Linked DNA regions of Homo sapiens: region 1 is linked to region 2. Evidence: read pairs that join two places in POLR2A ChIA-PET (ENCODE). Cell type or tissue: A673. All regions are shown on one strand. Each heading gives the region's core, and the rest is flanking DNA. Links, peaks and the distances in the headings are about the cores only.

Region 1 (16,043 bases), core at 3,764-11,763, 160 kb before region 2:
GCGGGCGCCTGTAGTCCCAGCTACTCGGGAGGCTGAGGCAAGAGAATGGCATGAACCCAGGAGGCGGAGCTTGCAGTGAGCCGAGATTGCGCCACTGCACTCCAGTAGTCTGGACAACAGTGCAAGACTCCGTCTCAAAAAAAAAAAAAAAAAAAGACAGGAGGTTGGCAGGACCATTATCACAAGATACAGGTCACAAAAACCCTACTGATAAAACAGGATGCAGTAAAGAAGCTGGACAAAACCTGCCAAAATCAAGATGGTGACAAAAGTGGCCTCTGGTCATCATCACTGCTCATTGTACACTACTTATACATAAGCATGCTAAAAGACACTCCCACCAGCACCATGACAGCTTATAAATGCCATGGCAAACTCTGGAAGTTACCCTATATGGTCTAAAAGGAAAGGAATCCTTAGTTCTAGGAAATCCTCCCACCCCCCGCCTTTCCCAGAAAACTCATGAATAATCCACCCCTTGTTTAGCATATGATCAAGAAGTAACCATAAAAATAGCCAGCCAGCAGCCCTCGGGTCTGCTTTGTCTATGGAGTAGCCATTCTTTTATTCTTTTACTTTCTTACAAACTTGCTTTCACTTTACTCTGTGGATTCGCCTGAAATTCTTTGTTGTGTGAGATCCAAGATCCTTCTCTTGGGGTCTGGATTGGGACCCCTTTCTGGTAACATATACATTAAAAAGAAAAAAACAAACAGGCAAACATAATAGAATTTTTCCAAAGGCTAATGGGTAGCCAGGGGTCATGAGAGAAAAAGAACAGGAATTAGGGAAGAAAGAAGGAAAGGATTCGAATCATAAGACAGGAAGATGGGCACTAACCTCATAAGTATATTTTCAAAGCAAGCATAAGAGGTGCCTGCTGGCCAGGCGCCGTGGCTCACGCCTGTAATCCCAGCACTTTGGGAGGCCAAGGCAGGCGGATCACGAGGTCAGGAGTTCGAGACCAGCCTGGCCAATATGGTGAAACCCTATCTCTACTAAAAATACAAAAATTAGCCGGGTGTGGTGGCGCTCGCCTATAGCCCCAGCTACTTGGGAGGCTGAGGCAGAAGAATTACTTGAACCCAGGAGGTGGAGGTTGCAGTGAGCCAGGACAACAGAGCGAGACTCCATCTCAAAAAAAAAAAAAAAAGTGCCTGCTGCATTTGGTGGCTTAAAGTTCTTAAAGTTCTGAGGGAGTCTTTGGCCAAAGAATGGAATCAGGAAAGGTGCCTTGGTATGTAAAATGAGCTGAATCAACAACAGTGGAAGGAATGCAGGAAAAAGGCGGATTTCTGCCCGGTCTAGTGGCAAAGGACAGCAGTGAAAGCAGGGGCACTCCAGGGACTGAACAGAAACAAAGACTCTAAGAGCAAGTTGAGTCTCTCCACAACTGCACAAAGCCACATTCTTTGCCTAATTACTTAAGCCAGAGTGTGTTCACCTGGAAATTTCCTGCTGGTCAGAGGAAGCAGTTTTGTTTCTGTTGTTGATGTCTTGGTTGAGGGAGGGGCTCCAGGTGATTGTAGCAGACAGACAGGGCAGGACAACAGGGAGCAGGGAATGTGGCATGCCGGATGCCACGATTCCACACACCACAAGTGGTTCCATTTCAGCCCAGAAATGATGAGACTAGCCTGGGATTTGCTACTTTTCCCATTCCTCCTGCTATGTTATTTGCTTTAATGAGAGAGACAAAGGGAGAGGAGAGATGGACAGAGAGAGAGAGAGAGAGAGAGAGAGAGAGAGAGAGAATGTGTCTCTAACAGTAAGAAAATAGCCATGTATCCATCCAACAGGAAGGCAGGTAAAGAAAGGGGGAAGGCCAGGCACGGTGGCTCACGCCTGTAATCCCAGCACTTTGGGAGGCCGAGGCAGGCAGTTAGCCTGAGGTCAGGAGTTTGAGACCAGTCTGGCCAACGTGGCAAAACCCTGTCTCTACTAAAAATACAAAAAAAAAAAAAAAAAAATTAGCTGTGCGTGGTGGCGTGCGCCTGTAATCCCAGCTACTCCGGAGGCTGAGGCAGGGGAATTGCTCGAACCAGGGAGGTGGAGGTTGCAGTGAGCCGAGATCACGCCACTGCATTCCAGCCTGGGCAACAGAGTGAGACTCCACCTCAAAAAAAAAAAAAAAAAAAGAAAGAAAGAAAAGAAAGAAAGAAAGGGGGAAAAGTGGTCACTGAGAAATTTCCAGCAAAGACTGGCCTCCTGGAAACCTTGGCATGTCCCTGGAGAGGCTGCTGACTGCACCGTGTGCCGAGTCCTGCCTTGGCTGATGCTCACCATCTCAGTCCAGAGGGGAGGCTGTTGCAGCGGATCAAGTGAGGCTGAGTCAAGCACTCGGGGCAGATTTAGTGCCTGCCGTAACCTCATCTAGTTATGTTGTAGGACTTTCTCCTTAGTTCAGCTAAAAACGGGGTCCTTGTCACATAGCCAGGAGAGATTAGGCTCACAGGCACTTTGAAGGGTGAGAAAAATTGAATTTATTGGGCAAAGAGGAAAAAAAGGAAATAGGAACTCCCAACAAAGTGAAAGTCCTACTAGCTGGCTTCCTGCCTCACAGATTGAATCCCCAGGGTACCAACCCAGAACAGGAGAGGCCAAGCTCCTCCCCACTGCAAATAGTGCGAGCTTCCGTGGCTCCACCCTCCTCCCAGTGCGTAGGTGGATCCGAGCCGCTCCGGCGAGCCCTGACTACCTGTCTGTCTCAGCTGCACCTAAATTACCTGCTTATAGAAGACTGTGGTTTAGTCTACCCAGGATGCTTTACCCACTGTCTTCTCCTGACCCTTTGGGGAACTCACCCTCACTCTTTGTGGCCCCTTGAGGCTATCAAACACTTGGTGACGTTTCAGGTGGAGACCCTGCCCACACTTGTGATTCAGAGGTCCCCAGATCTCTCTGTCTGTGGTGAATTGATCGGGAATCAGCCAACCCAGGCCAATGGTGATCTTGTCAAGGCCAGATACATGGATAAGAGGCGAAAGAGAAAGGAGAGCACAAGGGGCTGCCACCGCCACCACCAGCACAGTGTGCGGGAGCCCAGAGGAGACCTGGGCTGTCTCCCTGCCTCCTCTTTCCAGCAATCTGCTAAAACAGGGTGGATTACCAAGAAGTTCCAGGCATGCAGAGACATGCCTCACCTGAGGACATTAAAAAGGCATATTGGAAACTGGCCCTGAATTGGCACCCAGAAAAAAAAAATACCCTGAGAGGAAAGAAGCAGAGAGAAAATTCAAACAAGTGACTGAGCCATATGAGGTGCTACCAGATGCTTTTTTTAAAAAAAAAGACATCCACAGCAAAAAAAAAAAAGTGACAATTACAGCCAAGAAGTATTAAATGAGGGAGGTAGGAGATAGAAGTCATTTTGTCAGTCCGTGTGAGCTTGGCTTCACATTCCATAACCCAGGTGATGTCTTCAGGGAACTATTTGGTGGAAGGGACCCATTTTCATTCAACTCCTTTGAAGATTCATTTGAGGACTTTTTTGGGAATTGGAGGGGATCCCCGAGGAAGCAGAGGCCGAGGGATGTGGTCATTTTTCTCTGCCTTCACTGGATTTCCATCTTTTGGAAGTGGATTTTCTTCTTTTGATACAGGATTTATTTCAATCAGGTCACTAGGTCACAGGGGCCTCACTTCATTCTCTTCCATGTCATTTGGTGGTAGTGGGATGGGCAACTTCAAATTGATATCAACTTCTACTAAAATGGTTAACAGCAGAAAAACCACAACAAAGAGAATTGTCAAGAAAGAGTAGAAGTTGAAGATGACAGCCAGTTAAATGATGGCCAGTTAAATAAAGTCTTTAACAATACATGGTGAGGGGCAGGCAGCAGCTGAGCTTGGATAACAAGCAATTCAATGCACACATTTAACAGAAATGTTCAACTACAACAAGCACCATTTGAAGATTAACAGGAACAATTTTTTGACGATTTCAAACAAACTTGCCTTTCAGTATAGTTGCACCTAATCTAAAGTATTTAAAAACAGCTCATCAGAGCCCCTATTTGTCATAGACTTTTGAGTTTATTTGAGACTGTATTAGTCCGTTTTCATGCTACTGATAAAGACTTACCTGAGACTGGGCAATTTACAAAAGAAAGAAAAAAAAGAGGTTTAATTGGACTTACAGTTCCATGTGGCTGAGGAAGCCTCACAATCATGGTGGAAGTCAAGGAGGAGCAAGTCACATCTTACATGGAAGGTAGGCAAAGAGAGAGAGAGCTTGTGCAGGGAGACCCCTGTTTTTAAAACCATCAGATCTCATGAGTTCCATTCACTATCACAAGAACAGCACAGGAAAGACCTGCCCTCATGATTCAATCATCTCCCAGCAGGTCCCTCCCACAACATGTGGGAATTATGGGAGCTAAAAGATGAGATTTCGGTGGGGACACAGAGCCAAACCATAACAGAGACCATTTTTTTTTGGTCTTTAAAATTGTTGTAAATCTCTGTTTGCACTTTGCTTTTTTATTAAACTTACTCCAAGGTGAGCCTTGACTCTTTAGTGGTAGGACAAGATCATACACTGATACCAGCATGGACCTGCTTTTCCGTTGTGTCTGAAATGTGAGTCAAGTAGTATCAGCCTGCTATGACATTAACATTGCCAGGATGAATCTCTTACAGAAATCATTTCGATTTTATTCGGTATTTAGTAGTGAAAGATATTCATGCTTTAATGGTAATACTTTCTGATTTAATACACATTAAGGATGTTTTTCAATTGTGCATGAATGCTGATGACTTCGTTTTGACAATTGTTTATGTATGTCATGTTAAGCTTAGGTTTAAAAAAGTAAAGCCAGTAAACTGGGTCTTTATTATTTGCTTTAAAAAACGAAAATAAATGTGAATGCGTTTGATGCATTAAAAACAAACAAAAAAGAAGTCCAACCTTCTCGTTCCACACACGTTCCTAAGCTGGAAGAATGTGGGTCTGACACGACTACTGGTCATCCTATCTGCTGCTCAAAGGCAGCTCTTCAAGGACAAAGGCAGAAAGAAGAGCTGAAAAGGCAACAAACTCCCAACGATAAAATGTATGTTCTTGGATACAAACATGTCTGAAGTGAGTCCAGCCTTGGGCTTCCCAATCACACGAGTATTTGTTGTTCACTCAGGCTTGGGTTTCATTTCTGCAACCTGCTCACCTCTTTTCCCCAGCGGTTCTTGCTTCCCACATCAGCCTCTGCCCACGCCATGGCTTACTCTCCTCCCATCTCTACATATTTAACCCTGAAGTCTTTTAAGTCTCCACTCAAATGCCACGACCTCCCCCATGAAGTCTTTCCTTACCTCTCCTGTGCCAACTCCCCTGTCCCACCTGGACAGCCCCCTGACACTTAATCTGTACTTTTCCGTGTCTGTATCAGGATTACATTGAGCCTCAGGGCACACAAAACTACAGAAGCTTAGATAAATAGGGATTTCTTTTCCTCACATAAGAGGTCGTCTCATGGAAGGCAGCTGCCAACTTTGCTTTGGGGGCCTGACAATATCAGGGACAGCATCTCCACAGTGGCCTTTATCTGGTACAGTCCCCAGATGGACTTGGAAGACCCAGTTCCTAGCCCCTTCCTTTCTGCATGTAGTTCTCAGGATAACTTTAGAATGTGCTGGAATGCAACATCCTGAGATAGGACTGCCTGAAAGAGCTTGGCTCTTTTCCTGTTTCTCCTGGGGAATGTAAGATCTTGAGTTAGAGGGAACTGTTCAGGACAGCCCACACTTTGTTCCTCTCTTCCCTGGAAGTAGGATGTCCTTCCGAGCTTTGCTCGGTGAGTCATGGAGCCCCTGAGGCTTTTAACTGGAAATGAGCTATCTTTTAGGGGCCCTCAGCTGCCATGAAAGTAGGGCACAAGCAGTGGAAACTCCATCCACCCTGGGCAGCTTTCTTGAACACATTCACACTCCTTAGGGGACTGGCTCACAGTGGCTCCCAGTCTTCTTTGTCCCTTGCTGACTATTGCTGAGTAATAAATCCATTTCCTGTAACTTGTTGCATGTGAGTCTGTTCTATCTCACGGGACTCAGGCAATTGGTAAAACTACAGCCCGCAATGCAATGGGCAGAAGTGTTCAGAATCCTAGTCATGGTGGTTGGCATAGTGATAGTCTTTGCCGTCCTCCAAGCACTGGGGGTCCTCTCTTGTGACTGGTTATTGGTGAACCCGTTTCTCAGCCTCACGGTTGCAAGATGGCTGCCACACATCCAGGCATCATATTTGCTTTCCAGGCAAGAATAAAGGAGAAGTAGGAGGACCAGTTGCTTCCTCCTTTTTAATCCGGAGAACAGAAGTTTTCCTGGAACCCACTAGCAGACTTCCACTTAAAATTCATGACCCCAAACCACATCATCACTGACTAGTTGCAACAGAGGGCAGGAAATGAGGATTTAAGTCCCCTAGAGTAGACAAGGAAAATAAGAAGGAGATAGGGAACGGCTATTAGGTCAGCCTAAGAATAGTCACTGCCCTGCTTGCTCAAGGCCCTGGTCACAGTTGTATCTTTTATTACAGTTTTTTGCTTACTAAAATCTGAGCTCCCTCTGGGAAGGGGCTGAGTTCTCAATCACTACACCCTTCAGAGAGCCCAGCACATGAGACTTTGATAAATCTATGCCTGGTGACTGTGGCGCTGCTACTTGCTCATGTTCATGGGGCCTCCTGGCAGTTTGAGCAGATTGTGGCTGCAGTGGGGTAATTAAATGTGCATCCTTCTTTGATCTCTAAGCTCTCCTGTTTGAAATTCATCTGAAAGGAGTGGAAAGATACTGGGGATGTGGACTCCCCTGCCTTGTCTAATCATCCAGAAAGGGTTAAACCATTTCTATTTCAGGTCTCTTGTGATCAAGAAAGCTCTGCTGGCAGGAGTGCCTATTTGGTGCCTTAAAGGCAACCAATTGTGGGAATTCAGAATTAGCTCTCACCCTGACTATTCTCTCGATATAGTTAGAATAAAAGCAGCAGTGACATTGCCAATGACCCAGATGTTGGAGAACCTTGGATTAAGCCACAGAGGCCCTTGCCTCCAAATCCTATAATATTGCATTAACACAGACTCAACCTGCAGAATTGGATTTAAATCCAGCCCTCGAATGCTCACCCTACTCCAGCCGCTTCCCCACACCTAATCTCATTTTCTCCTCAGAGTGCTGAAAATAATGGTAATGTAGTTGCCGTGGAAAGTGACTGTGTGAGCATATTTTACATCAGAAAGACTCTTAATAAAGTAAAAATGCTTTAAATGCAGAAGTCTCTCCCTTTACATCCCTCCTTCCTGGATAATAAATGATTTGTTACAGTTTCAAACTTCCATGGCCTGCTGGGTACAGGGGCTGGAGACAGCCAAGCAGCCCTCTCCTGGGCACAAGGTGCTCATGTGTGCTGGGATGTTGGGTCCAGACCTACATGAAACACAAGACAGGGACAGCTTTATGGCCAGAGGCTCTCCTCCACCTTCACTCATGCATGTCAACAGAATAATAATAATAATAATAATAATAATAATAATAATAATAATGGCAGTTACCATTTGTTGAGTACTTATGACATGTTAAGAGCAGTTCACACATTGTCTCATTCAATTTCCTCAACCTACCTAGAGGCTGGGCGCTATCATTGTCCCCATTTTACAGATGAGGAAACTGAGGCTCAAAGAGGTCAAGTCACTTACAGGATCACACAGATAGTGGGTAGGAGAGCTGGGACTCATGCCCATGAAAGCCCCCATGCTGCCTGGTCCACCTCCATGTTGGAGTAGGGCAGTGGTTCTCAGTCAGGGGTGGTGGGATACAACCACCTGGCAAGTTTTAGGGACCCCACTCAGACAATTAAATCTTAACCTCTGGGTACAGGGCCAGTGCTTGCCGAGACTTTAAGCTCTCAGCCGCATTCTGGTGCTGTGGTCTGAATCCTTGTGTCTCTCAAAATTCCTGTGTTGAAACCTAATCCCCAGTGTGATGGTTTTACAAGGTGGGGCCTTTGGAAGGTGATTAGGTCATGAGGGCAGAGCCTTCTTGAATGGAACTAGTACCCTCATGAAAGAGGCTCCAGAGAGCTCCTCCACCCCTTGTACCATGTGAGGACACAGCGAGAAGGCACCATCTATGATCCAGAAGGTGAGTCCTCACCAGATACAAATCTGCCTTGTTCTTGGACTTCCCAGCCTTCAGAACAGTGAGAAATCAATTCCTGTTGTTTATAAGCTACCAAGTCTATGGTATTTTGTTATAGCAGCCCTAAGGGACAAAGGCATCCAGGTAAAGTGGAAAAGACACCTTCCCTGGAGTCAGGCCTCTGGAGTGGCATTCTGGCTCTGAGCCTCACTAGCTGCCCTGCCCACTTCCCAAGGTGTTTGCAAACATCCTGTGAGGCTCAGTGATATATGACAACACAGACAGGCCCGGGACCCGGGCAGCAAAGTACAAAACCAGCTCTAAGAAGTGCACCCAGGAGCCATGATTCTGTGATTCATCCTTTCACCATTGATTTTCTTTATTCATTCAATAAGCATTCACTAAGCACTTATTATGTCCAAGGCTTTCAGCTAGAGAGGGAGGAAGACAGAATTCCTTCCATCCACAGGAATTATCTTGCCATTCCCTGCCCTCAATCCATTTATGATCTAACTGAGGAGAGCAGCTGGCGTAAGAAAAATGACCACATCCGCATGTACATCAAGTGCCAGATGAGTGGCACAGCCAGGAGGGCTTTAAGGGTTCTAAGAGGGAGTGATCTCCAAAGTCAAGGAACTTCATATGAGGGGAGGGTTAGGGCAGGGCTTTGGAATGCCAGCATAGCCTTCCCGCTGGGCAGTAGAACCTACCTACATGCTCCCACTGATCCAGGGAAACCCTTCCTATCCTAGGTCAGTTCTGGCCCGAGCAGGGCTCCTGGTAGCTGGTCCTGGAGTCTGCAACTTGGTGCCCACCATGGCAGGAGGGCAGGATGGTGGAGAGAAAGAGCAAATCAGGTTCTCTTTGGCAGTTGGGTGACAGCAGGACAGCAGGCATCTCCTGCCCCATCAGAACACCTCGGCAGACTTGAAGACTGGTTTTCTCAGCTGATAAACCAAGGCAATAGTACCTTTGCACAGCGCCAATGGGAAGATCAACCATTACAATGACGGTCAGCTCCACCACCATTGATGGAGCCCTCTCCAAGGGCCGAACACAGTGCTCACCATGTCATTCACTTTAGAATCTCAGGGAATCCTCCCAACAATGATGGGAAGGGCACCATTATTATACCCTGTTATCCAGAGAAGGAAACCGATTCTCAGAGAGGTTAAGCAATTTTCTCAAGGTCATATAACTAATGAATAACACAGCTGGCTCAAACTCAGACCTGTCTGATTCTAAAGCCCACCCCCCATACCATGACACACCATACAACAAGAGTTTGTAACCTGGAGTCCATGGATAGGATTTAGGTGTCTTTGAACTTAGATGGGGAAACAACGATACCAGAATTACATCTCTATTCAGTGGCATATGGGGGTGAGGAAGACAAGCAATGGGAACCTTTGGCCCCCTGCAGGGATGTATTTTGTCACTGACAATCTTTTTTGTTGTTTTTTTTTTTTTTTTTTTTTTTTGTGGAGTTTCACTCTTGTTGCCCGATCTTGTTGAATCTCCGCCTCCTGGGTTCAAGTGATTCTCCTGTCTCAGCCTCCTAAGTAGCTGGGATTACAGGCATGCGCCACCACACCCAGCTAATTTTGTATTTTTAGTGCAGACGGGGTTTCTCCATGATGGTCAGGCTGGTCTCGAACTCCCAACCTCAGGTGATCCGCCAGCCTCCATCTCCCAAAGTGCTGGAATTACAGGCATAAGCCCCTGCGCCTGGCCACTGACAATCTTGAAAGCCAATGGTACATAGTGATAATAAAATCAAGACTGGCCAGATGTGGTGGATCACACCTGTAATCCCAGCACTTTCAAAGGCTAAGCAGAAGGATCACTTGAGCCCAGGAGTTTGAAACCAGCCTGGGCAACATGGTGAAACCCTGTCTCTACAAAAATTACAAAAATTAGCTAGGCATGGTCGCATGTGCCTGTAGTTCCAGCTACTCGGAAGGCTGAGGTGGGAAGGTCACTTAAGCCTGAGAGGCTGAGGTTGCAGCGAGCCGAGATTGCACCATTGCACTCCAGCCTAGGTGACAAAGTGAGACTCTGTCTCAAAAAAATAAAAAATAAAAGACGGCAAGACCAACTTCAATTTTTTCATTGTTTTTAAATTTATTACAAACCATGGACCCCTTTCTGCCTGCATTAACCTCTAATTAAAATTTAGCATTTCTCTCAATTAGAATGTAGGCACTCACATGGAGGTATTAACATACCTGTGACTTTGTCACCAACAGAACCACAGATATTTCATGTCACACTACAGTTGTTGCAGTGTCTAAAATATATAGTTTATACTCATAACTACTTCAATATTAGGGTGATTATAAAACTATTGCTAGGTTTTATTATTTAATGGGCTAATACAAAAGATAAACTGTTACTACATTCACAAATTTGATTTTGTTTGGTTTTTTAGTGTTTGGACAGCCATATTACAATATGATCAGCTTCCTTTATAATCTTATGTATTATAAAAAGAGGTCCCTGGCCAGGCTCGGTGGCTCACGCCTGTAATCCCAGCACTTTGGGAGGCCAAGGCAGGCGGATCACAAGGTCAGGAGTTCAATACCAGCCTGGCCAAGATGGTGAAACCCCGTCTCTACTAAAAATATTAAAAAAATAGCCGGGCATGGGAGCAGGCGCCTGTAATCCCAGCTACTCAGGAAGCTGAGGCAGAGAATTGCTTGAACCCAGGAGGCAGAGGTTGCAGAAAGCCAAGATCACACCACTGCACTCCAGCCTGGGCGACAAAGTGAGACTCTGTCTCAAAAAAAAAAAAGAGGTCCCTAAACTCCAACAGACAGACACACACAGAAAATGAAGAGTACCTGCTACCCACTCTCTTAGATAAGAGTGCTATATAAATGCTGGAAATATTATAATCTTTGTACTATTTTACTTTACATGTTTGTGGCTCTTGAGAGAATGGACTGAGTCATATAGTTCTTCCTTTCCTCCACAAGCCTTTAGAAAGCATAATCACTCAACCACTACTTATTGATTCCCTGGCTGGCAGAAATCCCTCAAGCTTCCGTAAACTCAGTATCACACTCAGTGACCAGGAGATAAACAATATGGCAGGAGGAAGAAAGGTATTGAGATCAAACCTTCCAGATGGTTGGCAAACCCTGTGCATGGGGTGCTGGAACTTGCTTCTTAGAGAATAAATACATCTGTAGAGAAAAAGGTCCATTGGAATTTTCCATCAAGGCTGATAGGGTACGGCAGAGTGCCCAAATGTCATGGGAAGCGAAGCAGACTCCAAGCTGGGAAAACGCTCCTGGACAAGATGGCATCGTTTTTATATGCATTAGAAGCCCTTACGAAATAATATCAGATGTCCCGGGATCCCAGTTCCCTGCAAAGAACCCCACTCTACCCAGAACATCACACAACTCCTGACTCTCTGGCACTAGAAAGCTGAAGGGGGTTCTGGGACCCTCGGTTATAGCTGACATCAAGAGACTCTGACTGTTTCCGTCATCTTTGTTGTATCCCCAAGACTTTGTGACAGAAAACAACCACCATTTTATTTTGTTCCTAATTCCTGTGGGGATTCAGGTACAGTGGGGATGGTTCTTCTCTTCTCCACGATGTCTGGGGCTTCCAAGGTGGCTTCTGCACTCACAGGTCTAGTGCCTGGGCTGGGATGGCCTAAGGACTAGCCAGAACACCTATACATGGCCTCTCCACGTGGATTCGGCTTTTCACAACATGGCAGTTGAGTTAGAGAGAAGGCTTTCTGAGAAGGGGTCTCTAGAAAGCAAACACTATCAGAGCACCAAGGGGAAGCCACATGGCCTTTTCAGTCTTAGCCCTTCCACCATACTCTATTGGCCAAAGCAGAATCAAGAGGAAAGGTCATAGACTCCATCCCAGATAGGAAAAGTGCCAAAGAATCTAGGAGCTATGTTTTACAACCACCACACTGGCCAAGTGAATTCCTTGCTTCCAAGCTTAGAGATAATATCTAGAGTCCCCAGGGGGCTAAACATGGACTGGTCTCTAACTTGGGTGGGAGAAGAGCAGGTGCTGGGGACTCCAGCAAACTCCTCACAGTTGATTCTCAAGAGTGTGTTTGCCCTGCCCCAAGAGAGATGCCCAGAGGAGGCTCAGCCCACAGGCAGCCCTTCACAAATGAAAAGAACCCTCTTGTCACTATTACCCACCACCCCACCTTAACTGCTATTCCTCCTGAACATCTTTTCCCCTCCAAATTACCCTCCAGCAAAAAACCTGCTCCCACAAAGCACGCTGTGCATGCCAGTGTGTCTCATTGTTCCTCTATTAAGACACATCATTCACAAACACTACGCTTCTTAAAAGATACCCTCAGCTGTCACTTACATAACAGAACTTGGCAAAAACAGATGGAGCATGCCAGCGGTGTCTTTGCCTGGGGCAGTATATGCTAATATCTTGGCACAGGCACCTTGAGCTGCTTTTTTTTCCCAGCAAAGTTCCATCAGCTGGAAAGTTCGAAGGGGAGAGCAAGATCATAGAAAAGTCAGTAGAGGAAGCTGTTCCTTTTTTACCTTTGGAAAATAAAACTACCTTTTCATCAATCAAATAGTGGGAAAAATCTGTAGAGCTACTCCCCAAAACTCAGGAGAAAGGAGGAAGCTTGATGCTACCTAAAGAAAGGTATGACACACAAAAAGAAGGGACATTCGACCCAGGATGTAGGAGAAAAGGGCATTTCGGAGAGAAGGAATGACAGGCACAAAGATGGGGAGGCAGGAATGTGCCTGACTTGTTCCCAGAGCATTGAAATAGCTGGTCTACCTAGAGTGGAGGGTTTGGGCTTGGGAGTTGTAGGGGCCATTTATTATTTCGCCTTCCCAGAACAACACCCCCGCTTCATTTGGGAAAGAGCTCTACTTCCATTTGGTTCTCTATAGCCCTGGCTGGGCTAATCCTAGAGACTGATCCCTTTGACATCAGTAATTGGCCCAGGGATAGGCAAACGACCAGGCCAATCTGAGCCCATTCCAGCCCAACTGGAGTGAGTGGGAAGAGCTCTTTTCTCTCTGCTCTCAAGAGGAGGGGCAGGAGAATGCACAGGGCTAAAAGCCCAAGCTCTTCAATCAGAGTTGACTCCAGATCCCAAAGTTCTTTACCAGCTTTGTGAACTTGGGAAGGGTCCTCACTGAGGCTCCATTTCTTCATCTGTAAAATGGGGATAACAAGACCCACCTCATAGGTTCATGTCATGGATTAAATGAGATAAGCAATTCAGGTGCTTAGAATTAAGATGGCAGCCCCAGAGCTGCCCACACCGTGGTACCAACTTTAGGGTACTGGCCAGCCTGAGAGTTAAGTCAGTCCTCAAAGGAAGCAGGGATGAGAGTAAGTTAAGCAACAACCCAGGCTTCCTGCAGCTTGGTGATAGGAGTCAATGAATTTGCCTTTTCCAAATGTAAGCTGGCTTGAGTTTGATTTCTGTTCATGGCACCTAATAGTGCTTGAGTTGTATTTTTTAATGCAAAAATATACTTAGAAATACATCCACAGTGTATTTCTCTAATTATAAAATCCATCCATTGAAATAATCCTAGAGTTTTGTAACCATTCCTTTCTTGGTTTTCCTTTCCCTAAAATCAACTTGCTAAGCTCCCAAGACTACAAGTCAAGCTGGAGGAAGCACCAGGAAGGAGGAGGGACGATGGGACAGGGATATGAGTTGTGGACGTGGAGGAGAGGATTAAACAGTCCACCAGCCTTGTGGACCCCCAATTCTAAGGATCCTCTGAGCCCCTGACCTTCACTCCCCAGAACCAGTGAGAGCCCAGGTCAGAACTCAGGTTCAATATCCCAAATCATAAACAAAATCAGAGAAGCAGAATTCTCAGAAGAAACCAAATGGAAAACCCAAGAAGACAGGAAATGTCCATGTTCAGCACTGAAACTCACCATTGCCATGGGAGAATAAAAGTCATAAACATAACAGAGAAGATAATATTATAATTATTTGCAACTAGTTTTGACTCTACACCTGGAAAACCAAAGAGAATAGAGTTAAAACAAAAACAAAAACAAAACTGTTAAAATCAATAGGATAATTCGATAAGATGGCTAGCTATAAAAATGTATGTATGAGAGTCAATAGCTTGCTACATACACACAACTGATTGGAAAATAAAATGAAAGAAAAAAATCCCATTTAAAAAGCCGCAATCAGCTGGGAGCTGTGGCTCACACCTGTAATCCCAGCACTTTGGGAGGCTGAGGTGGGCGGATCACCTGAGGTCAGGAGTTCAAGACCAGCCTGGCCAACATGACAAAACCCTGTCTCTACTAAAAATACAAAAATTAGCTGGGCGTGGTGGCAGACACCTGTAATCCCAGCTACTCGAAAAGCTGAGGCACGAGAATCGCTTGAACACAGGAGGTGGAGGATGCAGTGAGCAAAGATCGCACCACTGCACTCCAGCCTGGGCAACAAAGCAAGACACTGTCTCAAAAAAAAAAGGTAGCAATTCAAAAAAGTAAAAACAAACAAAAAGGCTACATACAGATACACCTAATAAGAAATGTACGGAATCTACATGAAGAAAAAATGTTTAATTTTTTTTTTTCTCCTAGACAGGGTCTTACTTTATTGCCCAGGCTGGAATGCAGAGGCATGATCTCAGCTCACTGCAGCCTTTACTACCCAGGCTCAAGTGATCCTCCCACCTCAGCCTCCTGCATAGCTAGGACTATACTATATGTGCATGCCACCATGCCCAGGTAATTTTTGTATTTTTTGGTTTTGCCATGTTGCCCAGGCTGGTCTCGAACTCCTGGGCTCAAGCAATTCACCCACCTCTGCCTCCCAAAGTGCTGGGATTACAGGTGTGTGCCACCACACCCAGCAGAAACATTTTTAAATTCTAATGAGGACCTTATATAAATTTTTAAAGACCAGCAAATGATAAGGCAGAATGGGAGAATAGACATACAGTACTGGAGAATAGAGATCAGAGGAATCAGATAAAAGAGAAGCATGGAAGAGAGGCAGAAAGACAAAACCTGTCATTTTTCTTGGGCCAGTGAGAGTGGGGGGGCTTCAGGTGCTTTCCCAGAGGACCCATGGTCTGGGCGCTAGTGGGGAGGAACTGACCTGCATGGCCACCATGAATCCCTTAGGCACCCCTCCTCCCCTGGGGTCATGTTGCACTCCAGGCCGCCAAAATTTAGGGGCAGACTGGAGACTGAGTAAGCCAGCCAAGGTGGCCACTGGGCGGCAGAGACATTGCTGTTGGCAAAAGCAGCACTCCATCCCAGCTGATGAAAATCAGAACCCCCATCTCAGATCCCAATTTACAGAGCATTTGCACTTTCATGAGCCTATATCTTGCTCACAACTTCCCTGAGAGAGAAGAAATCCAGGGCAAATATCCCTGTGCCTAGCTTCCTGAAGATCAACTTGGATTTTGTATTAGTCCATTCCCACACTGCTATAAAAAACTACCTGAAACTGGGTAATTTATAAAGAAAAGAGGTTTAATTGACTCACAGTTCCGCCTGGCTAGGGAGGCCCCAGAAAACTTACAATCATGGAGGAAGGCAAAGGGGAAGCAGGCACCTTTTTCACAAGGCGGCAGGAGAGACAGAGCAAGCGGGGAAGTGCCACACTTTTAAACCATCAAATCTCATAAGAACTTACTCACTATCACGAGAACAGCATGGGGAAAATCTGCCCCCATGATCCAATCACCTCCCTGATCAAGTACCTCCCCCTGACAAGTGGGGATTACAATTCGAGATGAGATTTGGGTGCGGACACAGCAAAACCACATCAGATACCCGGGTCACATGTGGGTCCTTGGGTGGCAGACCTTTTCAAAGGAATAATTTTAAGGTTTTCAAGTGTATACATCCTGCTTGAATATCAAATTGGTTTTTTAAAAATT
Region 2 (13,598 bases), core at 5,054-13,053:
GGATGTAGGGCGGCTCCTCCTGGCTGTGGATCTGCACCCGAATACCTGCCTCAAACGACGTCTCATCTGCACAGCAGAGATGGGGACCTTTGGAAACCCATCCCAGGCAGAGGGCCCAGGCCCCAGTCCCCAAGGTGGCCCTTGTCCCTTTCCGGCCTGCGTACTTGTCTCCCTCCAGATGGGCAGGTACTCCTCCTGCTGGATGTCCAGCATGATCTCCAGGCCACTGCCCATGCCCCCTGCCCGGCTGGGCAGCGAGCTCCGCGGGTCCGCGTTGAAGGTGTAACACTTCCCATAGCGAGTATAGACCTGGGAGGTGGGGTGAGAGAGCAGGAGGGGAGATGAAAGGAGTGGCCAAGGCAACTCCGAAGTTCCCTGCTCCCTGCTGAGGGCCACCAGATCTGCTTGGACACTCCAGTCCCGTATCCTAGCAAGCAATGTACAGCCCAGCCTCTCCAATCAGCGCCAACTTTTCTACTGATGGCCTCCCTTAGATGATTAGAAAGCATCTCCAACCCAACAGCACATCAACACCTTCCCAAACCCTGCCTTCCCCCCACCGTTTTCCTCCACCCTAGTAAACCACCCCACTATATCCACCCAGTTTCTCAAGTCGGAATTTCTGAAATCTCCCCTTCCATCACTCCTGCATCCAAGCCAACAGCTAGTCCTGGGACACTTCTTTCTCTTCTTTTTTTTTTGAGATATGGTCTTGCTCTGTTGCCCAGGCTGGTGTGCAGTGGCACGATCTCGGCTCACAGCAGCCTCAACCTTCCAGACTCAAGCCATCCTCCTGCTTCAGCCTGACAAGCAGCTGGGATTACAAGCATATGCCACCAAGCCCAGCTAATTTTTTTTTTTTTACTTTTTATTTTATTTTTGTAGAGACAGGGTCTTTCTATGTTGCCCAGGCTGGTCTTGAACTCTTGGGCCCAAGCAATCCTTCTGCTTTGGCTTCCCAAAGTGCTGGGATTACAAGCATGAGCCACCACATCCAGCCTCCAGCCCACTTCTGAAATACATTTAGAATCCATCCACTTTCCTTCCTTCTCCAGCAACCCTCATTTTGCCATCTCCTCCTAACTGCTCTCCCACCTTGGTCCACCCTTGCCCCTCCCTACCGGAAGCCATGGTGCCCAGTCCACAGTGCTCAGATCCAATGAAACCACTAACTGACTTACCCAACAATAGCTTCCCATTTCCCACATAATGAAGTCATGCTCCTTCCCTAACCCAAAAGTGCCCATGTGATGTGGCCCTTGCCTGCCTCTCCCACCACCTCCCCCACATGTCTGTGACAAGTTCAGACACCTGGACTCCTTTTCTCCTCGGGCTTTTGTTGTTGTTGTCCCCTCTCCTGGAATGCCCCCGCACACACACTCATGGTATGGCTAGCTGCCCATCACTGAAGCCTCAGCATGTCACACTCCTACATCACACGGCCACATTCAGTGTCACCGTCCATGCATCCACATGTCTGTTGGTTTGCTCAAGGTACTTATCAAGACCTGAGATGATCTTGTTCATCTACTTGTCTCCTGTCCATTGTCCATCTCCCTCAATGAGCATGTATGCCGCACAGGAGCAGGAGCCTGTCTGGTGTCCCCAGCCTCTGGCCCAGTGCAGGGCACAAGGGACACTTGAATGAGCAGTCTCTGCCGCACAGAAGCCCGGCTCCCTTTTCCTCTGCGGAGAGTTCTCCTGCATGGACAGCAGATGGCGCTGGCGCCCCGGAGATGGAAGCCCAGGCTCCCGCTGGGGATTTAGCTGCCACCAGGAGCTGCGCAGCGGCAGGGGTGGAGAACAGGCTGAGGGAGAGGCGGGTTCTAGTTCCCCCCTGCCAGGCTTCCCTAACAGAGCCGAGCCCCTGGGTCAAACCCATCACAGGCAGCACCTTCCCTGAGGGCAAGGGGTCGGCGCACTCAATCACTCTCTCCCGCTCCCCCTCCCCTCTCCTTGGGAACATTTCCCACTGGTAAAAGCTGGAAGAAATGGCAGGAAGCGGTGTGGAAGGAAAAAGAGATCCTGAATGCCTGGCTACACAGGGGGAGTGCAGAAGGGAGAGAGGCTGGGTGGAGGGCAGCGAACCAACTGAGAGTCCTCCTGAGACCTCCTAGGGGGCAGGGTGAAGTCCCCATGCCTGAGAAGTAGACCACCCTGCTGCAGTGCTCTGGGAGTCGCAGCCCTGATCCTCCCCTCTCCCACAGTTCTTCTACCACCCAACCACCCTGCCTCCCGTTCCCGAAACAAAAACGTGTGCACCACAAACAAAGCACCCTGAGTTTACAGAACACAGTGCCGTCTACCGTTGCACACATCCCCTCAGTACCAGCTAGGTGTAGTTATCCCAACTACTTCAGATGAGGACATCACAGCTCAGAGAAGTGAAGTGACGTCCAAAGTCACACAGCTGGGAAGAAGGAGAGGTGCACCTCATCGAGGGGCGAGGCTCCAGCTGCTCCTGCAAACCATTGCTGGCACCCCCCACTCCAAGCCTAGCCTACCTCGGGATCCAGCTCCTGCCCCAGCCCCATCCAGGTAGATGAGACAGGAATGGGCCCCAGTCCCGTCCCTTTCTCTTCTCCCATTCCTCGTTCCCTCCTGCATCGTTCCTCTGTACCTTCCTCACCCTTTCTTCTCCATATCGGCTTCTCTTCAATTCCTTTCCTGTCCCCCAAGTCCTCTCCTTCCCTCAACATCCCCCACACACCTTTACCAGCTCCCAGATTCAAGTCCTTGACCCCACAGGTATCACCCCTGCCCTCCTCCCTGCTATGTATCCATCTGTGGGGCAGGAGTGGGTGTCATGGACAGCTCAGGAGCACTCAGTATGCCCCATGCACTGTGCTAAACGCTTCACATGTTCTATCTGGATGAATCCTCACAACTACCCTGTGAGGTGGGTACTATTATCTCCCCATTCTACAGAGAAAGAAATGGAGGCTCAGAGAATTCAACTGGTTTCCCAAGATTTTCAAGCCCAGGGCTTAAACACTATTGTGCACACAAATCAGGGGGATCTTTTTAAAGTGCAGAGTCTGGTAGAACAGATGTGGGGAGGGAGCTGGACAAGGCTGAGAGTCCATGGGCCACACTGTGAGTAGAAAGGCACTAGGTAAAGGAGGAGAACCCAGCAAGACAGCCCGACTCTAGACCTGTGCTCTTATCGCAAGTCACTGGAGGTGGAGGAACTCTGAAATGGGCCTGGTGCAAGATTCCTCTATCCCATCCAGGTGCAGTGGCTCACACCTGTAATCCCAGCACTTTGGGAGACCAAGGAGGGCAGAACACTTGAGGTCAGGAGTTCAAGACCAGCCTGACCAACATGGTGAAACCACATCTCTACTAAAAATACAAAAATTAGCTGGGTGTCATGGTGGGCACCTGTAATCCCAGCTACTCAGGAGGCTGAGGTAGGAGAATCGCTTCAACTCAGGAGGTGGAGGTTGCAGTGAGCTGAGATCACACCACCGCACTCCAGCCTGGGCAACAGAGTGAGACTCCATCTCAAAAAACAACAACAACAACAACAACAAAAAGTCCAGACCCCAGGACTCACGCATGTAATCCCAACACTAACACTTGGGAGGCTGAGGAGGGCAGATCACAAGGTCAGGAGTTTGAGACCAGCCTGGCCAATATGGTGAAACTCCCGTCTCTACTAAAAATACAAAAATAAGCTGGGTGTGGTGGCGGGCTCCTGTAGTTCCAGCTACTCAGGGGGCTGAGATAGGAGAATCGCTTGAACCCAGGAGGCAGAGGTTGCAGTGAGCTGAGATCACGCCACTGCACTCCAGCCTGGGTGACAGAGCAGGACTCTGTCTCAAAAAAACAGAAAAACAAAATTCCTGGGTCCTGGTGGTGTGGGAAATGCTGATGGGAGGCATATATTAGTATTTGTAGAAATCTGAAAGTACTCAACCTCTTCCTATTTCAAACCAAGAAGATGCTAGAATCAGCTCTTGCTGACACAGCCAGTTTTGCGTATATGCTCCAGTTGAAAGGCTAAAGAAGGCATGGGCGACGTGGGGTACCCACGTTATGAGCTCCTCACTCATGTCCCTCAGCATTCAGCACCACCTCGGCGGAGCCCTGACTGCCAGGCACCGTTGTGGTGTCTCTGAAGCTCAGCCTCACCCATGGGACCATGAACTCCATGTGACCAGGAGTCCTGTTTCCCTCTTGGCATCCCCAGAGCCCAGCGAGATTTGCAGAAGGAGGTATGAGGTGGGAGGAAGGAAAGCAAACACTATCAAACATCCCGACTTTGTACCAAGTCCTGTGATAGGTGCTTTTGATCTATTTTCTCCTTTGAGTCTCCAAGAAACCCATATGAGCTAAGTATTTTTGCCCCCATTTAATGATTAGGTACCTGAAGCTCAGAGAAGGAAAGTGACTTGGCTAAGGGCACACAGCAAATAAATGACAGCCGAGATTCAAACAGAACTGAACCCCAGGTCAAAGCACAGTAGGTGCTTATAGAACACCTGGTGGGTGTTCAGTGAATGAATGGCTCTTGGAGGCTCCTGACTCTCGGAGGGGCTGGGGCAGCGTCCCTACCTGGTACCTCCAACAGACACACACAGACACATGCTACATGGAACCGAGCCCACCCTACACAGGGCAGAACGAATGCCCAGCTGGCGAGGGTGGTGGTTCCTTGGCACACAAACCCTCAAGGTGGCTGTGCAGAGTCGGGGTGACAAAGGGAGATGGGTGGAAGTTGTCTGGGTCTCAGGGATACTCTGCAGGGAACGGACTGGCCAGACTGGCAGGAGGAGGCCACCTGCACAGCCCGGGTCAGTCCTGACTGCTGGTCAGAGCACAGCGTTGCCCAGGAGACAGTCCCTGGGCCAGGCAGGCAGGGGTGGGTGGAGCCATCAGCTCCTAAGTGGCAGAACTCTGGTGGCAGCACAGCCCACAGCTTCTTCCATGGAGACGGCACGGCAGCTCTGCCACAAGGTCCCACAGGTTGTCCACTGCTCCCTCCCCATGGACTGGCCCAGGAAGAGGGGGCAGTATGCAAAGGAGTTGAGAGTCCAGGGTCCGGTCACGGAAAGGGGAAGGTCGTGGGCCAGGGAGTGTCCTGATGGCAGAGGGGCTATCTCCAGATCACCAGCTCTCAGCCTCTGGGCCGTGTCCCCATCTCAGACCCCCATGTCCTCCTTTGGTCTGGCCCTCCCTCTCTCTCTGCCTTAGCTCCAGGTCCACGCTCCTGGCCCTAGCTGGGGCATGTGTCCTCCCAAAGCCCCTCCCGGCCTTGGCTGACAGCTCCTAGACAGGACTATGTCTGTGCTGTACACTGACACTCAGGTCCCCTCCCCCACCTTCCTTCTGGCCAGCACCTGCCTGTCCTTCTCTGATCACCTCCCCTTTAGTGTTGGCCTGAACCCCAGCCTGGGTCTGTCTGCCTCGCTAGCCTCTGTTTCCTGATCTCAGTCTGTCTCTCGAGTCCTTCTCTATCCGCCTGACCCGTCTGTCCCTGCCCCTGATCAGTTATCCACTTGGACTCTGTTTCTCTGCCCCTGCCCTCTGTTGACCTGTCCATCCCCTTGGCCTCTTTCTCTCCCATTGTCCTGGATGCCCCCTGACCTTTTTGTCCCTTGCCCACTGCACTCTCTATCCTATTTGCTTTCTTCTCTATCCATCCCTTAGTCTGGCTGTCGAGTCTCAGCCTCTTGTCTTCCTCCTAGACTTTTCCCTGGGCCTGAGGCTCCCCACCCTGACCCAACATGCCAGGAACCCCTCTCCAGGTGCCCTCCACCTCCTTCTCCCTGGCCCCTCTCTCTCAGGGTCTGCCTGAGACAGTGATGAGGGGTTGGGAGAGAGTTGTCCAGAGCTTGCTCCTCCTGAGAGCAGTGGCTTCTCTCAGCCCTCGGAACTCTATCTATTCACAGCTTCCGTTTCTCCAGAAAGCTCTCTCCCTGGCTGGCTTGCTTGCATCCTCCCTCCCTCGCAGAGCCCACAGGGTTAACAGGCAATTAGCGGGGCCAGGGCTCAGAGCTGTGGCAGGGGGAGGGCCCTGGGCCTCCAGGAGATAAGAAGCAGCCAGGAGATGCTGAGGCCAGGCTAATCCCAGAGCTAATCTTCGGCCTGGGCTTTATCTCCACTGCCTTCTGGGCACCCTGCCTCTGGTCCCGGCACTTCCCCTGACATTCTTCCATGGTATCCCTTCCCCCAAATTCTATCAGCTCTCCCCTTGATGGGGTCCACCCCCATGCCTCTCTCTTAGGTACCCCTGGAATGAATTCTTCTGCCCCTAGGTCCAGAGAGGGCCAGTGGAATGGGGTGCATCTTCATCTGCCCTGGACTGTGACCAGCACCCTGGGGTGGAACAGCTCCCAGGGCCTAGCTTTATTCAGGGGTGGCCCAGTATCCAGGTTCAAAGCCTCTTCCTTCCCTATCCTTTCCAGGTGCAGAGGAAGGAAGATGGCACCAACCAAAATGCCTGAGGTGTCTGCGCTGCTCAGAACTTCGAGGTCACTCAGTCCAATCACTCATTGTACAAAGGCAGAAACAAGCCTAGAGACGGCAAGGTTCAGATCCAAGGGCATGCAGAAAACAGGTGCAGATTCAGAAGTGGACCCCAGGTTCACGGGCCAACATCACCTCCCTGGGAGTCAGCAGGCCCTGGTTTCAGCTCCAGCTCCATCACAGATAGCCTGTGTGACTTAGGTTAGTAAAGTGATTTATCAACTTCTCTGGGCCTCAGTTTCTTCATGTGTCAAGTAGAGACAGAAATCCCTGCTTATTTCACAGATTAGTTGTACATCTCAAAAGAGAGGAAGTATGTGAAAGGCATTTGCAAAGTGCAGTCATATACGTGCACCAGTAATAAAGGTTTTGTAGAGACCAGCATGAACCAAGCTAGGGCAGAGATTGATCACTATGTGGTGCTGGAAATGGATACACAGGAGGCTCATAACATGGGGAAAGGGGCATATATTTTGTAGGCTGACAGAACAGGGTTCAAATCCAGCCTCTCCCACCAACTTTGGACAAACAACCTCAGATGTGTGATTAAACCTCTCTGAGCCTCGGTTTGCTCATCTGTAAAAGGGGAATGGTAATTCCTCCTCCTAAAGTTACATGAGAGGATTAGAGATCAATTCAGTGATTCCTGGCAGGTGCTCAAGGGAGGGGTGAGGCCCTTTGGGGAATGGAGCTTCCTGCCAGGACAGTGCAGCCATTTTGATCTTGGATCCCCACTGGGCGCAACCTCACAGGGCATCAAGCACCTTGCAGGCTCTCTCTGCAATTTGGGAGCGGCTTAGAGGATGGAGCTCTGTCACAGCGAAACCCCCAGGCTCTGAGATATGGCTCTCCTACCAGATGGAAAGCCCAACCTAGTTTACATCTGGGCCTTGCCCTTAGTTAAGTCTGTGGGATTCAGATTCAATCAATTAACCTCTCTGATCCTCCATTTTTCATCTGTAAAATGGCAGTAACAACAGGCGCCCTTCAAAGGTGTTATGAGGAAAGACAGAATGTACGTAAATCATAGCAACCACTAATATTTACTTAGTGCTTACCTCTGTGCCAGGCACAGTTCTAAGCACTTTATATAGATTAACCCCTTAACCCTCACAAAACTCCTATATGGCAGTAGTCCTATCGTTTTCATTTTACAGACAGGGTAACGGAGGTACAGAGAGGATAAGGAAGCTGACAGGGGACCAGGCAGTCTGGCCCTGGAGTCCACCCATAGCCACTGTGTGACATACACTTGGCACACAGTACCTACAAATAGTAGGCGCTCAAGAACTGGTGAATGTTCAAACAACACTTACTTTGTCCAACACTATTCATTGAGCCTGTGCTCAACAGTGTCAGGCACTGTGTGCTTGGTGCTGGACATGCAACAGAGAACAAAACAGACAGCCTCTGCCCTCAAGGAGCTTGCTGTCTGGCTGCAGAGACATTCATTCATTCAAAGTACTTATGGGCTAGGCACGGTGGCTCACACTTGTAATCCCGGCACTTTAGGAGGCCAAGGTAGGAGGATCGATTGAGCCCAAGAATTTGAGACCAATCTAGGCAACATAGCGAGACCTCGTCTCTACAAATAATAATAAATTAGCCAGGCATGGTGGCTCACACATGTAGTCCCAGCTACTCAGGAGGCTGAGGTGGGAGGATCTCTTGAGTCTGGGAGGTTGAGGCTGCAGGGAGCCACCGTGATGGCACCACTGCACTCCAGCCTGGGCAACAGAGCGTGACCCTGTCTCAAAAAAAAAAAAAAGTGCTTATGGGGCACTTACAACATAAACACTTTGAACTGCACCAGGCATGTTCACAAATCCACCAGTCACACAAATGGATAAATTGTTACTAGTTGTGATCCTTGTAGTGATGGGGTGACCTAGCCAAGGTCACCACGGTGGAACAGGAGCTCAATTTGGCTTGCAGGGTCAGGAAAAACTTCTCTAAACAAGCCACCTGGCTCACCCAGGAGGGGCATCAGACAATGCCACACTCAAGAAAGAGGAAGACACAGCGCCCTCAGCAGGCTTAGTTCTACACGTGCATACAGGGACCCCCCACCTCCACCGCCACCCATGAGCTTTTCAGGGCCACTTCCTCCCTACAGTGGATCTAGGAGGCAATGGCTGAGGTGTTTGTTCAAATGTAAATGTGTGAGCTGTGGTGGAAGGGACAGGGGAGCCCTAGGAGCCAGGGAGGGCTGGGGGCCGTGGAAGAAGGCTGTGGTCCCCGGCGGGCGCCGCGCTTCCACGGGAGAGGAGAACGGGAGGATGAAGGCCTCCGGGACCCAGGTAAACGGTCAAAACCATTCCCCAGGCAGCGACCGCTTAGGCCTTACACCCTAGAAAGTCAGTTTTTAATTGGTGAATTGGTAAGTAAGTCCTTCCCTGACATTCCCGCCCCTCGATGCAAAGTTCCTCGTCAAGAGTTTTGCTTATACAGTGGAGCACACTCCCACAGCCAGGCGGGAGTTCAGGAGACAAGACAGAAAGAGGCGGCGGGGACGGTGGGTGGGTGGGTGTGCGCCTGCCAGGATCCCTGGCCCCCCGCCCTCTCCCGCACACACAGCCTGGCCGCCCAGGCCTGGCCCACCCGCACCCAGAGGGCCGCACCCACCGGCTCGCGCGCCTCGCCGCCCTCCGCTCCCTCCCGCGGGCCAGGCATCCATCACGGCTCCCGAGCGCCCTCCCTCCCATCTCCTGCGGGCTCCTCCGCTCTCCTCCCTGGGTCTGCCTCATTTGCATTCCCCCGGCTCCCGGCTCCTCGGCAAAGTGACCTCCGCACACAGCAGCGCCAGAGGCTTCCACCGCGGAGGGAAACACCGCCGCCCGCCCCCGCGGCGGCCGGGGAGGGGGCGACGGGGGCGGGGGTCCCGAGGAGATGGATGCGGAGCTGGGCCTGGCTGGCGGGCCTGAAGCGGCCAAAAGGCCCGGGGCCGGGGGCACTGAGGGACTTGGGTGCTCGGGTGGGATTTGAACCCGCGACCTCAGATCCCCAGCCAGGCGGGAGTGAGACATGATCAGCACGAGGCCCGGGAGGCTGCGACCAGAAACGGAACCCCTACTGGGAACCTGGGGCTCCCCAACGTCCCGTTTCCTTCCCCCGTGAGCCCCCACTGGGGAGGGGCCGACCCCACCGGGCAGTCGCCCAGGGGTTCCCAGCCCTCCCCGGGGACCTGCCCAGCCCCCACCCCACCCTCCGGGCCCGCCGAGCCGCCTCCCCTCCCCCCGTTTGGTATTTACACCTTCCACACATTTGTAAGCTATTATCCTGTCCACGCTTAGTCACCGCTGAGCCAAGCGCCACGGATTTAGCTCCTTTAATCTTTCCTCCTAAATCAATCCTCCATTTCCCCTTAATCATCCCGTGGCTCCTCTCTGAACTCTTGCTGCCGCCTCGGCTGCTGCAGCCCGTGCCTATCTCTCTGGAACTGCTCCCCCTCCAACCCAACACCCACGGGTGTCCCAAGGGCATGGTGAGCATTTGAGGGGTGGGTTGGATTTCCAGCGCTGCCAGCCCCAGCCTAGGAGCCAGGGGAAGAAGTGCAGACCCCTGCCCACCTCTTCCTAGAAAACACACCACTGAACCTTCCCATCTCCACTCTCAGGATCTCTGCCCCTCTGTCCTCCTCCTGCCTTCCCATCCTCACTCATCCTTCTGAAGACCCTAAGTTTCCACCATGATTTGCAAAAAAATTAAAAAACAAACAAACGTGGCAGATCTTCTCCCCTCGGGCCTCCTGCCCCCAGTGCTGGCCGTTCCCACCTCCTCTTCCCAGCTGCTCAAAGGAGGTGGGCTGCAGGGCCAGCCTGGAAGGGCAAGGAATACTTATAACTCAGGAATACTTATAACTTATAACTCAGAGGCAGCCTGAGGCCGGCCTCTGTCCCCTCCTGCAGGGTGGCTGTCCATCTCTCCTGGACCACCTCAGGCTCCACCCCCTTCACTCCCTCCTGCCTGCCCATGGGACCCACTGACGACTCGGGGACTGAGTAGCTTGGGTCTTGGCATTCCAATGCTCCCTGTAGTGCTTCCTGGGTGCCCCTGCCTCTCCATTCCTGATCCTTCCTGCCCCCTGCCTGGACCTAGCAGAGGCAGCCCTGCCGCCAGCCACAAGAGGGAGCAGATTCCTCCCAAGAAGCAGAAGGGCAGGGGTGGGGGTCCAGGAAGGAGTGCGGGCAGGGGAGACAGAGGGAGGATCAGAGGGGGACAGGACGTGGGGCCATTTCTTCAAACGCTAATCAGCATCTTCCGGCAGTGTCTGAGAAGCTGAGCTGATAATGAGCCCAGCTCGGGGCTGATTCCTGATTAATGAAGAGGCCACGGGGCTGCTGAGTGGGGCTGGGTGGGGCATGTCCCTCATGGCCCTCCCACTGCCCTTGAAGACCAGCCCTCTGAGACAGTAACAGTCACTGCCCTTCCCTGCCAGGCCACACCACTTACATCCCCTCCACCCACTCCACTGCCCAAGCAGGCAGGCTGACAGCACCCCTCCAGGAGGGTCTGAGCCGCAGCTGGTGTGGGGTGGAAGGTGGGGAGGGTGGGTGCACCTGGTTCTGCAATCTGAGGGGTTGGCAGCCCTCAGTATTTTTTAAATCAGTTACTGTTCTATTAAAATAATCACGATTTGGAGCTGCTTTTGACAGACTGGAAGACCCAGCCATGCTGGGCTCCTCACACAGGGCAACAGTTAGCTAGGGCTGAGAAGCAGCTGCGTCCTTCAAGACTAAGTGGTCTTCAGTTCTCCTCAGACCCCACCCTTCCCTACTGTATCCCCCCACCCCAACCTGACCTGCCTGGCTCCTGAGGGCAGGATCAGCCCTGAACCAGATGTTGAACTAAATGTGCTTAAGGCTCATGCCTCAGGAGAAGCTGGGACCACAGGGAACAGAGGGCTGGACAGGCAGGGGGAGTCAGAGGCAAGCCTGTGCGGTAGATAAGAGGCTTGAACCCACCTCAGTGGGCACCCTCTCCCTTCCACAGCCAACGGGGCAAGGGGCAGCCCTTGGAACCTCCAACCCAGTGGCAAAGATGTAGAGTTGGGATGGAGTGTGGAGTAGCTCCTCCCAGGGCCAAGTGTAGGGGGTGGAGGGCAGAGACTGTCAGTAGTGGCCTGACCACACACTGGGAAGAGAAGGAGCTAAGGAGGTCGCTGGGACAGAAGGAGTGGGTGCTAAGGAGCCCGAAACTGGGTCCTGGGACAGCCAGAGAGAGAGAGGGCTTGCATGCTTTCTGTGCCTCAGAGCTGTCCTGGCTGGCGGCTGGGTGGGGCAGGGAGAGGAGAGAGGAGGGCAGGGGAGGGACTGCCCAGCTGGAAGAGGCCTTGTCTAATTGTGCCTGATTAGTAGAGAGGAAGAGAACAGGGCGAGTGATTAATAGTCATGGCAGTCACCAGCATGTGGAGAAGGAGGGTCGGGAGGGGGAGGGAGACCGGAGAGCCCATAGGGGATGGAGATAGTGAGGCGCCCACAGGGCCCCAGGCTCCTGGCCCCCCGGGGCTGCCTGGACCCTTGAGGACCCTGAGGAGTGGGGCTGGCTCCTACCCATGCCTCCTCAGGGTTTCTTCGCCTCCCCCAGCCTCAATTTTCCAGACAGTAGCGTGGAAAAGACCAAGGTCATGTCCTGCACCTGGGAAGAAAGCACCTTTGCTCACGTGGTGTCTCCAGACACCCCACTGCCCCCAGCCCCCAGCCCCCAGACACAGGCCCTATCCTCAGCTCCACCTGAGATCACAGCCCACAGAGTAGATGGCCCGACTTCCAGTCACAGCCCGCAGCTACCCTTTATATCCTGTGGTCCCAGTTGTAATCCCAGCCCTGCCCTACCCAGACAATCTCATTCCTAGGGCCATCCAGAGCTGCGCTGTCCAACACGGCAGCCTATAGCCACGTATGGCTATTTGAATGTAAAATTCATTTTCTCTGTCGCACTAATCGCATTTCAAGTGCTCAACAGCCACATGTGGCTAGTGACTACCAAGTTGGACAAGCACAGGTGCAGAGCGTGTCCATCACCACAGAATGTTCTATTGGCAGCACTGATCTAGACAGTGTGTGCGCACTCCTGCACCTATGCACACGTGCATGCATATTTTGGAGGGCTGGATAGAATGGAAATGCTAGTACAGGGCAGAGGAGGGTGTGGGCCAGAGGGTCAAAAGCGGGGCGATGACTAGGTAATGGAGAGTAATGAAGATGCCAGCACATGGGTCGGAAACCAGTAGGTGGTGCTGACAACAGTCAGGTTAAAGATAGCCAGCAGTTGGGGTGGCGGCATTTATAACAGCTGACGCTTACACAGAGTATACGATGTGTGTGCCAGGTAGTGTGCTAAGCTCTTTAGGAGCATCTCTTTAATCCTCACAACAACCCCCAATTTTTAGGTTCTAATATCCTATTTAAAGAATACACCCAGCACTTTGGGAGGCCAAGGCGGGCGGATCACGAGGTCAGGAGATCGAGACCATCCTGGCTAACACAGTGAAACCCCATCTGTACTAAAATTACAAAAAATTAGCCGGGCGAGGTGGCGGGCACCTGTAGTCCCAGCTACTCAGGAGGCTGAGGCAAGAGAATGGCATGAACCCCGGGGGGCGGAGCCTGTAGTGAGCCGAGATCGCGCCGCTGCACTCCAGCCTGGGCAACAACGAGACTCTGTCTCAAAAAAACAAACAAAAAAAAGAATACACAAACCGATGCTCACAGAAGCTTTTTGGCTTCCCCACGGCCACACAGCTTAATGCGTAGAGCCGAGGTTCGAATCCTGGTGGTCCCCAGGTGAGAGGAGATGCTGAATTTTAGAGCCACCCTTGCATTTTACAGCTCAAGAAATGAAGCCTAGGGAGAAAGAGTGATTTCTGCCTTTTAGTAAGAGGGCAGGCTGAGAGCAGGCCGCAGTGGGGAAGGTAGAACTGGGGCTTGGAGGAAGGGGGTGTGGGTAGCAGATGGCGGCAGGAATCAGGGAGGAAGGGAGAGCTGTCTACAAGGCTGGGGGTGGGGGACATACAGGTGGTAGAATGGGCGGGAGTGAGATGGTATGAGACTGAGTGAAGAGGGGAGGGAGAAGAGAGGAGCAGAGGTAAACTAGCTGGAGCTAGCCACCATGCAGAGCAAACA

The links. ChIA-PET counts read pairs that join two places held together with the same protein. Peaks named below come from ENCODE experiments on the same cell type or tissue, not always from the same donor. Only the 100,000 strongest peaks of a DNase experiment are listed, where the experiment ranks them.
Region 1: POLR2A ChIA-PET joins it to region 2 with 13 read pairs; 2 of 35 experiments call an interaction of 5 or more read pairs at or near these places.

The regions. Positions count from the first base shown.
Region 1 is chr2:219,671,850-219,687,892 of GRCh38, reverse strand. It overlaps the pseudogene DNAJB6P3. Among named protein-coding and RNA genes, the nearest start is that of LINC02832, 50 kb to the left of the region's middle. RefSeq lists enhancers at 1-162, 2,912-3,206, 2,983-3,546, 2,683-3,882, 14,808-15,308. In A673, for the core only: no CTCF peak of the experiment used is centred there; no DNase peak of the experiment used is centred there.
Region 2 is chr2:219,518,469-219,532,066 of GRCh38, reverse strand. It overlaps ASIC4 (acid sensing ion channel subunit family member 4), which reads right to left. Exons shown (of 10, transcript NM_018674.6): 2 at 165-309; 3 at 1-66. Among named protein-coding and RNA genes, the nearest start is that of ASIC4-AS1, 8.2 kb to the right of the region's middle. RefSeq lists enhancers at 8,156-8,656, 8,657-9,157. In A673, for the core only: CTCF peaks have their summits at 8,534 (motif pointing left) and 10,596 (motif pointing right); DNase peaks (open chromatin) are centred at 9,216, 9,796 and 10,626; H3K4me3 peaks cover 370 bases; H3K27ac peaks cover 882 bases.